Regions from separate parts of the Homo sapiens genome. Here region 2 is linked to region 1. The links are chromatin contacts, found by Hi-C or POLR2A ChIA-PET in ENCODE. All regions are on one chromosome and are shown on one strand. Each heading gives the region's core, a stretch centred on a gene start or an enhancer-like site at or near the end of the contact. The rest is flanking DNA. Distances are from core to core; before and after follow the strand shown. Region 1 overlaps SFRP5 (secreted frizzled related protein 5). Region 2 holds the start of PI4K2A (phosphatidylinositol 4-kinase type 2 alpha).

Region 1 (3,268 bases), core at 312-2,811:
GCCTCGGCATAGACCCCCTTCTGGTCCGCCCGCGGCTCGATTCCCGGGATTCATTCCTCAGCCTCTGCTTCTCCCTTTTATCCCAATAAGTTATTGCTACTGCTGTGAGGCCATAGGTACTAGACAACCAATACATGCAGGGTTGGGTTTTCTAATTTTTTTAACTTTTTAATTAAATCAAAGAAAACAATAACTGGTTTGGACCAGGTGGTTTCTTTGTCAGCTGGTTCCCAAGAGGTGGGGGGAGAGGGAGGTTTAGAATGGAGCTTCAAAAAGAAGCCCTTATCTTAACCCATGGCCTGGCCACATAGACCTCCTTGGAATGCCTAAGAAAAGCAAGGCCTGTGTTTTTGTAGTACATAGCAAGGGTCACCCTGTCATTCTGACCGCTAAGTGAGGGATGGAGATGGCCGTTCTTTTGTCCCTGAGGAGGAATGGAGGTGCCAAGTTCCCAGCTTCTCCCACAGTCAGAAGACTCCCATGGTCCTGCAGCAGCTCCCCGAGGAGGTCAGGGCCTGATCAGAGGAGTCCAAGAAGGTGGGGCCACAGGGAACTATCGTGAAAAGCCTGAGGCCGAAGACGTGTCACTCCTCCCCTTCGGCTTTCACACACCGCGGGCACTGCTCCTTACCTGTCCCTGGTCCAGCAGCATGAGCATCACCTGGGAGCTGGTTAGAAAGACAGCATCTGGCCGGGGGTGCGGTCGCTCATGCCCATAATTCCAGCAGCTTGGGAGGCTGAAGCGGGAGGATCCCTTAAGCCCAGGAGTTCAAGACCAGCCTGGGCAACACAGTGAGACCCTAACTCAACAACAACAACAAAGAAATGCAGACCTGCTGTATCTGAATCTGCATTTGAACACATAAACATTAGAATCATCTAGGGAGCTTTTATAGAATCCTGCACCCTACTCTAATGCAATTAAATCAGAATCTCTATAGGGTGTTCAGGAGTTGGTGTTTTTAGATGCTCCCTGGGGTGATGTGTAGCCAGGATTGAGAACTACTATCTAGATAAGGTGACAACTGAGACAGGGAGAGGGCAAGGGGCTGAGGGGGTGCCCCAGTGGGCTCAGAGCAGATGGGGGCTGCTGCCTTGAGGTAGATGGACAGGGAGGGGAGACAGCTTGGGAGGCGAGAAGCCACCCCCACTCTAATGGGCAGACTATGGACAGGGCAGTGCCAGGAAGGAGCTCCCTGGGGGGGTCTGTCAGCAGATGCCAGATGTACCTAGAGCAGGGGGCTAGGGGCACCCCCTGAGGGGCTCTCCCCACCGGTGGGGGTAAAGCTGGGATGCTGTCCAGTCAAGGCCTGGTGTTCCTCCAAGACAAAGGAGCCTCATTCTCTGGAACTGAGGAAAGCCTTGGCTTCCGCTCCCAGAGGTGAACGTCACCTCAGGGAAATGACTCCAGAGGGGCCAGGGGCTGAGTTCTTCTGTGGGCCATGAGCGCACATTCGCCTGAGGTCTGGCTAGCAGGTGGTCCGACAGCGCGCCCATAAATCACCCCGGGCAGGCAGGTGGCCTCGCCGCAGGTCAACAGCTGCACAGGCCGCCTTGCTCCTCCCTCACCCATCCGCGCCCAAACCCTGCCCAGTGCACCTGGCTCCCTGAATCTGCGCCTTGTCTCCCAGCCTCCTACCCTGACCAAATGTTTACGGACACTTCTGTGGTCAACCAGGACCAGGGATGATTTTCCATGGCACACACAGGACTGGGTCTGCCCTGGCTGAAGTACTACACTGACTTCTGCCAGATGCTGGCAGCTGTGGGGCAGCAGGGCGAGGGGAGGACTCCCTTAGCCCATCCCGTGAAGCCCAGGAAGGCACTCCTCTACCCCCACAAGGGGTCAGGGCCCAGCTTGAAACATCTGCTGTCCCCCAACATCTGCTGTCAGACTCGCCAAGAATCTCTTTTCTGGGACCAAGAAGAATCTTCCCAAAGACCAGGGAGGTCCTTCCAGGCTTGAGCCCCACCCTTCATTCCCTTCAGTCACACAAGACTCCCTCCCGCTGGCTGGAGACCCAGCAGCTGTGCTGCCCCAAGAGCACCTGGGTGCAGTGAACGATGCGGCCCCCAACCACACATAACAGAAACCCCAGGAACCGAAACCCCAGCTTCTCCACACAAGAGGGGTGGAGGTGGACAGGTGGGAGGTCTATGTCCAACTGCCTTCCTGCTCTGCCATGGGGTGACGTTTGCTCTCGTGGTTATAGACAATGCCTCCTTCCAACTTCTCCACCACATTCCAGACAGCAAGGCGGGGAAGGGCGAGGAGCACAGCTTGTCAGCTGCCTCTGGCCCCTTTGATCAGGAAAACAGAAATTTCCCCAGCAATCCCACCTAGTAGATTTCCACTTCTAGCTCACTGGCCAAAACTAAGTCACATGGCCACCCCTAGGTGCAAGACAGCAAAGGAAGTCAAGCTTTTTCAGCTGGGGACAAAATCAGAGTTCTAATAAAGAACAGGACAGACAGGGGAGGAGGCAGCTGAACACTCCGTGTTGGGGTGAGAAGAGGCAGATACAGTCCAGTCCTGGCTTCTAATCCTGTGACTTAGTGACTGCGTGACATCGGGAATAGTGCCCAGCTGTAAAATGGAGTAAAAATGTCTATTTCACAGGGTTGCTGAGGGTTAAGTGGGAAAATGCATGAAAAGTACAACGCACAGCATGTAGATGTCCATTAAATGGTAATGACTATTTTTATTAACCAAAAGCCATGACCTAGCAGTGCCTGTCCATAATAGGTGCTCAGTAAAATTCCTAATTGATTGATTAATCAACTAAGAAACAATATCGGCAGGAAGGCAGGGAAAAGACAAGAGTATCTTATCTAAAAGCCAGAACGCTACTTTCAGAAGAGAGCTAGAACCTACATTTGGGGTTTTGCTTCAGAAATACAGGTGGTGGTGTAAGCCAGTATCAAGCCAATATCAATAAATATCAAGGCCATGATGGGTGGCAGGCACTACTCAAAACTTTTGCATATGATCTTTTCTCTTTTTTCTTTTTTTTTTTTCTTTTTTTTTTTTTTTTTGCCTGGGCTAAACACAGTATTACAATCGTGGCTCACTGCAGTCTCAACCTGCCAGGCTCAAGCAATCCCACTGCCTCAGCCTCCCAAGTAGCTGGGACCACAGGAGCATGCCACTATGCCCGGCTAATCTCTTATTTTTCTTAGAGTTGAAGTCTCATTATGTTGCCCAGGCTGCTCTCAAACTCCTGGACACAAGCAATCCTCCCTCCTTGTCCTCCCAAAGTGCTGGGAT
Region 2 (3,268 bases), core at 475-2,974, 120 kb after region 1:
AAAGAAACTTCGAAAGACTTATTACTCGCAAAGCTTTCCCCAACTCAGTTTATGTAAACTGAGAAACTGAGTTCATGGCAGAATTGTTCTCTAATTCTTGATTAATTCAGGGACGACTCAAACTCTGAGTGAATAACTAGATCATTCAATGAGCCGAACCAAGAGCTACAAGTAACAGCCCGTCCTGGCCACTCAGGACTCCTATTAAAACAGCACCCTGGCCATCTAAAGAGTTCACACAGGAGAGATGTCAGGGAAAATCTGAGGAAACTTTGACACCCATAATTTAAATAACAATACATCTTTCCAATGACCCATTGCAGCACACCTGAAAATTTCCCTGAAACTTCCCTGAAAACAGGGAAGACTTGGTATTTCTTAAATTCTGCAGTTCTCAAAAGGATAAAGGTCACTTCTCAGATACCCTGGTCACTCCATGCCCCATCCTATAACCATCCCCCTTTATATACAGGCAGGGGACAAAATAAAGGTCGGCAAACGCTCTGCCTTAGTTGAAAAGCAGGCTGTTGATAGCCCTGGGAGAGAAATGAAAGAAAAAGTAGCTGATGGCCCCATGTTTCTAAAACTCCAAGTTCTATCTAAACTTTGGAGTCGTCAAAAAGTATTTGAACCCTTTCCCAGAAGTGAGCAATACCCAGGGCAGATGAAACTGGTGAGTCCGCCCATTCTTTCTTCAACGTCTGTTAATAAGAGCTGGGACGGTGGCAGGGGACATCCCCCACAACATAGAAGGCTGGAACTGAATTCTCAGATCCCCTGATAGGTCACCCATCCTCCTCCGTGAACAGCGACACACTGGTTCGGTCGGTCCAAAAAGAGAGAACAGGCCTAAAGCCCCAAATCTGCAAGTCGGCGGCCGAATAGCTGTCCCAGTAGTGTGAAGCTAAGTACCCTACTAGAAAGCAGTCTCTGTCCAGCGGCGGATTGCCCCACCACACCGCTGAGCCCCCGGCCCGTATCTGGTCAATTTCCTCTTTTCATTTTCCGCTCACTCCTCCCCCACCAAGTAGGTTCTGATTTATTTCTCCATTCCGCAGAGCGTCCCCAGCTCCAGTCCTCAGTGGCATCCCTAAATCCTGCCAGGGGCTGGTACTGTGAAGTTTCTCCCTTTTCCCTCTGGCTGTGCGAAGCCCCCAACTCCCCAGGAGCGCCGCCGGCCCTCAGCCCGCGGCGGCGGTCCCCACCCCCGCACTCACCCCCTGAGGGTCCTTGACGAAGTAGCTTCCGCTGGAGCCCTGGTAGATGCGCTCGGGAAAGATGCAGCGCTCGATGGCCAGCTCGGCCTGCCGCACCACCGCCTCGAACTCAGGATCCTCCGGGAACTCGTTCCGCTCGCGGTGGGCCTGAGCGGCGTGGGCTGCCGCCGCGGCCTGAGCGGCCAGAGCCTGGGCCTGCGCCGCCACGGTTTGGGTCTGGCCCTGGGCCGCCGCGCCCCGGGCCCGATCCAACAGTGGCTGCCGCTCGCGGTCGTGGCCCGGCGAGCCCGGCGGAGAGGGGCCCGAGCCGGCCGCCGCCGCCACTCGGACCGCGCCCCCGGGCACCTGCGGAAAGTGAGCGCCCGAGCCCGACGGGAAGGTGTAGTCCGGGGGTTGGGCCCGCTCGGGGGACACTAGTGGGCTCGTCTCGTCCATCCCTCAGACAGCCGGCTCCGGGACCCGGCGCGCTCCACACCACTGCGCTCGCGGCCGCGACCAATCCGTGACATCCCCCAGGCCCCGGCCGGCCAACCAGGTCGCGACGCCTCCTTGGCCCCGCCTCTAACCTGCCCTGTTTACTTGGCTACGAATAGGCACGGCCCCTCGCGCGCGAACAGTAGCCAATCAGAACCTGCTCCTACGCAATCGCTGCCTCCGCATTTTTCTCCCCGTCACCTTCTGTGAAGACTGCGCATGCTCCAGGACCCAACCTTGGGTCAGGCACGCCCCCTGCCCCTACTATACCAGCGCCACGCTTAGCTTCCAATTGGCTTACTGGACTTGGGCGCTTTCAAAACAGCAACTATCCTGTCAGTCACTCATTGAGTGCCTACTCTGAACCGGCTGTGAGATTGGAGGAATCTCATCTATGTATCCTCATTCATTCAGTCAGGCACTCATTCATTTATTGAGCACGTACTATGTTCTAAGTGCTAGGGAGACAGCAGTGAAGCAAAGAAACAAAGCTGCTGCTCTACCTCGATGAAACGTTTTTTTTGGGGCGGGGGGTTTGTTTTTTGGGTTTGTTTTTTTTTTTTTTTTGAGACAGAGTGATCAGTCTCCAAAAAAAAAACGACAGAGGTCAAGTGATCTGCCCACCTCGACCTCCCAAAGTGCTGGGATTACAGGTGTGAGCCACTGCGCTTGGCCTGGAAGTAGGTTTTTAAAGGAAAAGAGGCAGTTCCTAACTTGTTTACCAAGAATTTACATTAAAATAACAAGTTATAGATTGGCTATACATTGTACTTTGTATCCCAAATTCGTATCTCAGTTGACCTAACATACTTCCAATGTAGATGTAACAATGTCAGGTTACACTTCAAGTTCGCAGGAACTTGAAGGTAATGGGTGAAGTAGCCAGTCAGGATAAAATGTCTTAACAATTGCCTCCAGGTTTTCCTAGGAAGCCCTGAAGATTTCTTTTTAAAATATTATTATTATTTTTTTAGAGTTAGGTTATCTCTATGTTGCCTGGGCTGGTCTTGAACTCCTGGCCTCAGGCGATCCTCCTCCCTCAGTCTCCCAGAGTGCTGGGGGATTACAGGTGTGAACCACCCACAGTGCAGCCAAAAAATAAAAAATTTTTAAAAGAAAAAAACCCGCCAGGCACAGTGGCTCACGCCTGTAATCCCAGCACTTTGGGAGGCTGAGGCAGGCGGATCACCTGAGGTCGGGAGTTCAAGACCAGCCTGACCAACATGAAGAAACCCTGTCTCTACTAAAAATACAAAATTAGCCGGGCATGGTGGCACATGCCTATAATCTCAGCTACTCGGGAAGCTGAGGCAGGAGAATCGCTTGAACCCAGGAGGCAGAGGTTGCAGTGAGAAACTCTGTCAAGAAAGAAAGAAAAAGAGAGAAAGAGAAAGAAAGAAAGGGAGAGGGAGAGGGGCAGGAAGAAATAAAGAAAAGAAAGGGAAGGAAAGAAAGGAAAGAAAGAAAGAAAGAAACCATTGCCCCAGAGTGTGGGTGTGGAAGGCATGACTGAAGTCCCATACTCATGTCTTTGAGCCAATAGACTGTGCATACATCACACAGAGCTCAGACTGCTC

Evidence for each region. Hi-C counts contacts between places; a loop is a spot of excess contacts on that map. ChIA-PET counts read pairs that join two places held with the same protein, here RNA polymerase II (POLR2A). Pooled maps may share reads with other maps.
Region 2: a loop to region 1 is called in a pooled map, with 2.4 times the contacts of the local background. The contact joins the promoter of PI4K2A here to the enhancer-like site in region 1. A Hi-C loop is called at or near these places in 1 of 50 pooled maps. POLR2A ChIA-PET finds 5 or more read pairs at or near these places in 3 of 52 experiments (HEK293, HEK293T and Panc1).

What each region holds. Positions count from the first base shown.
Region 1 is chr10:97,763,676-97,766,943 of GRCh38, reverse strand. SFRP5 (secreted frizzled related protein 5) reads left to right here. Exons shown (of 3, transcript NM_003015.3): 3 at 1-193. Among named protein-coding and RNA genes, the nearest start is that of SFRP5, 6.7 kb to the left of the region's middle. RefSeq lists an enhancer at 2,198-2,492. Within about 2 kb of position 1,561, at least 2 of the 41 ENCODE cell types and tissues checked have a DNase peak (open chromatin) inside an H3K27ac peak, as active enhancers do.
Region 2 is chr10:97,639,127-97,642,394 of GRCh38, reverse strand. PI4K2A (phosphatidylinositol 4-kinase type 2 alpha) reads right to left here and starts at 1,724. Exons shown (of 9, transcript NM_018425.4): 1 at 1,218-1,724. The coding sequence starts at 1,652. RefSeq lists silencers at 1,405-1,634, 2,799-2,982.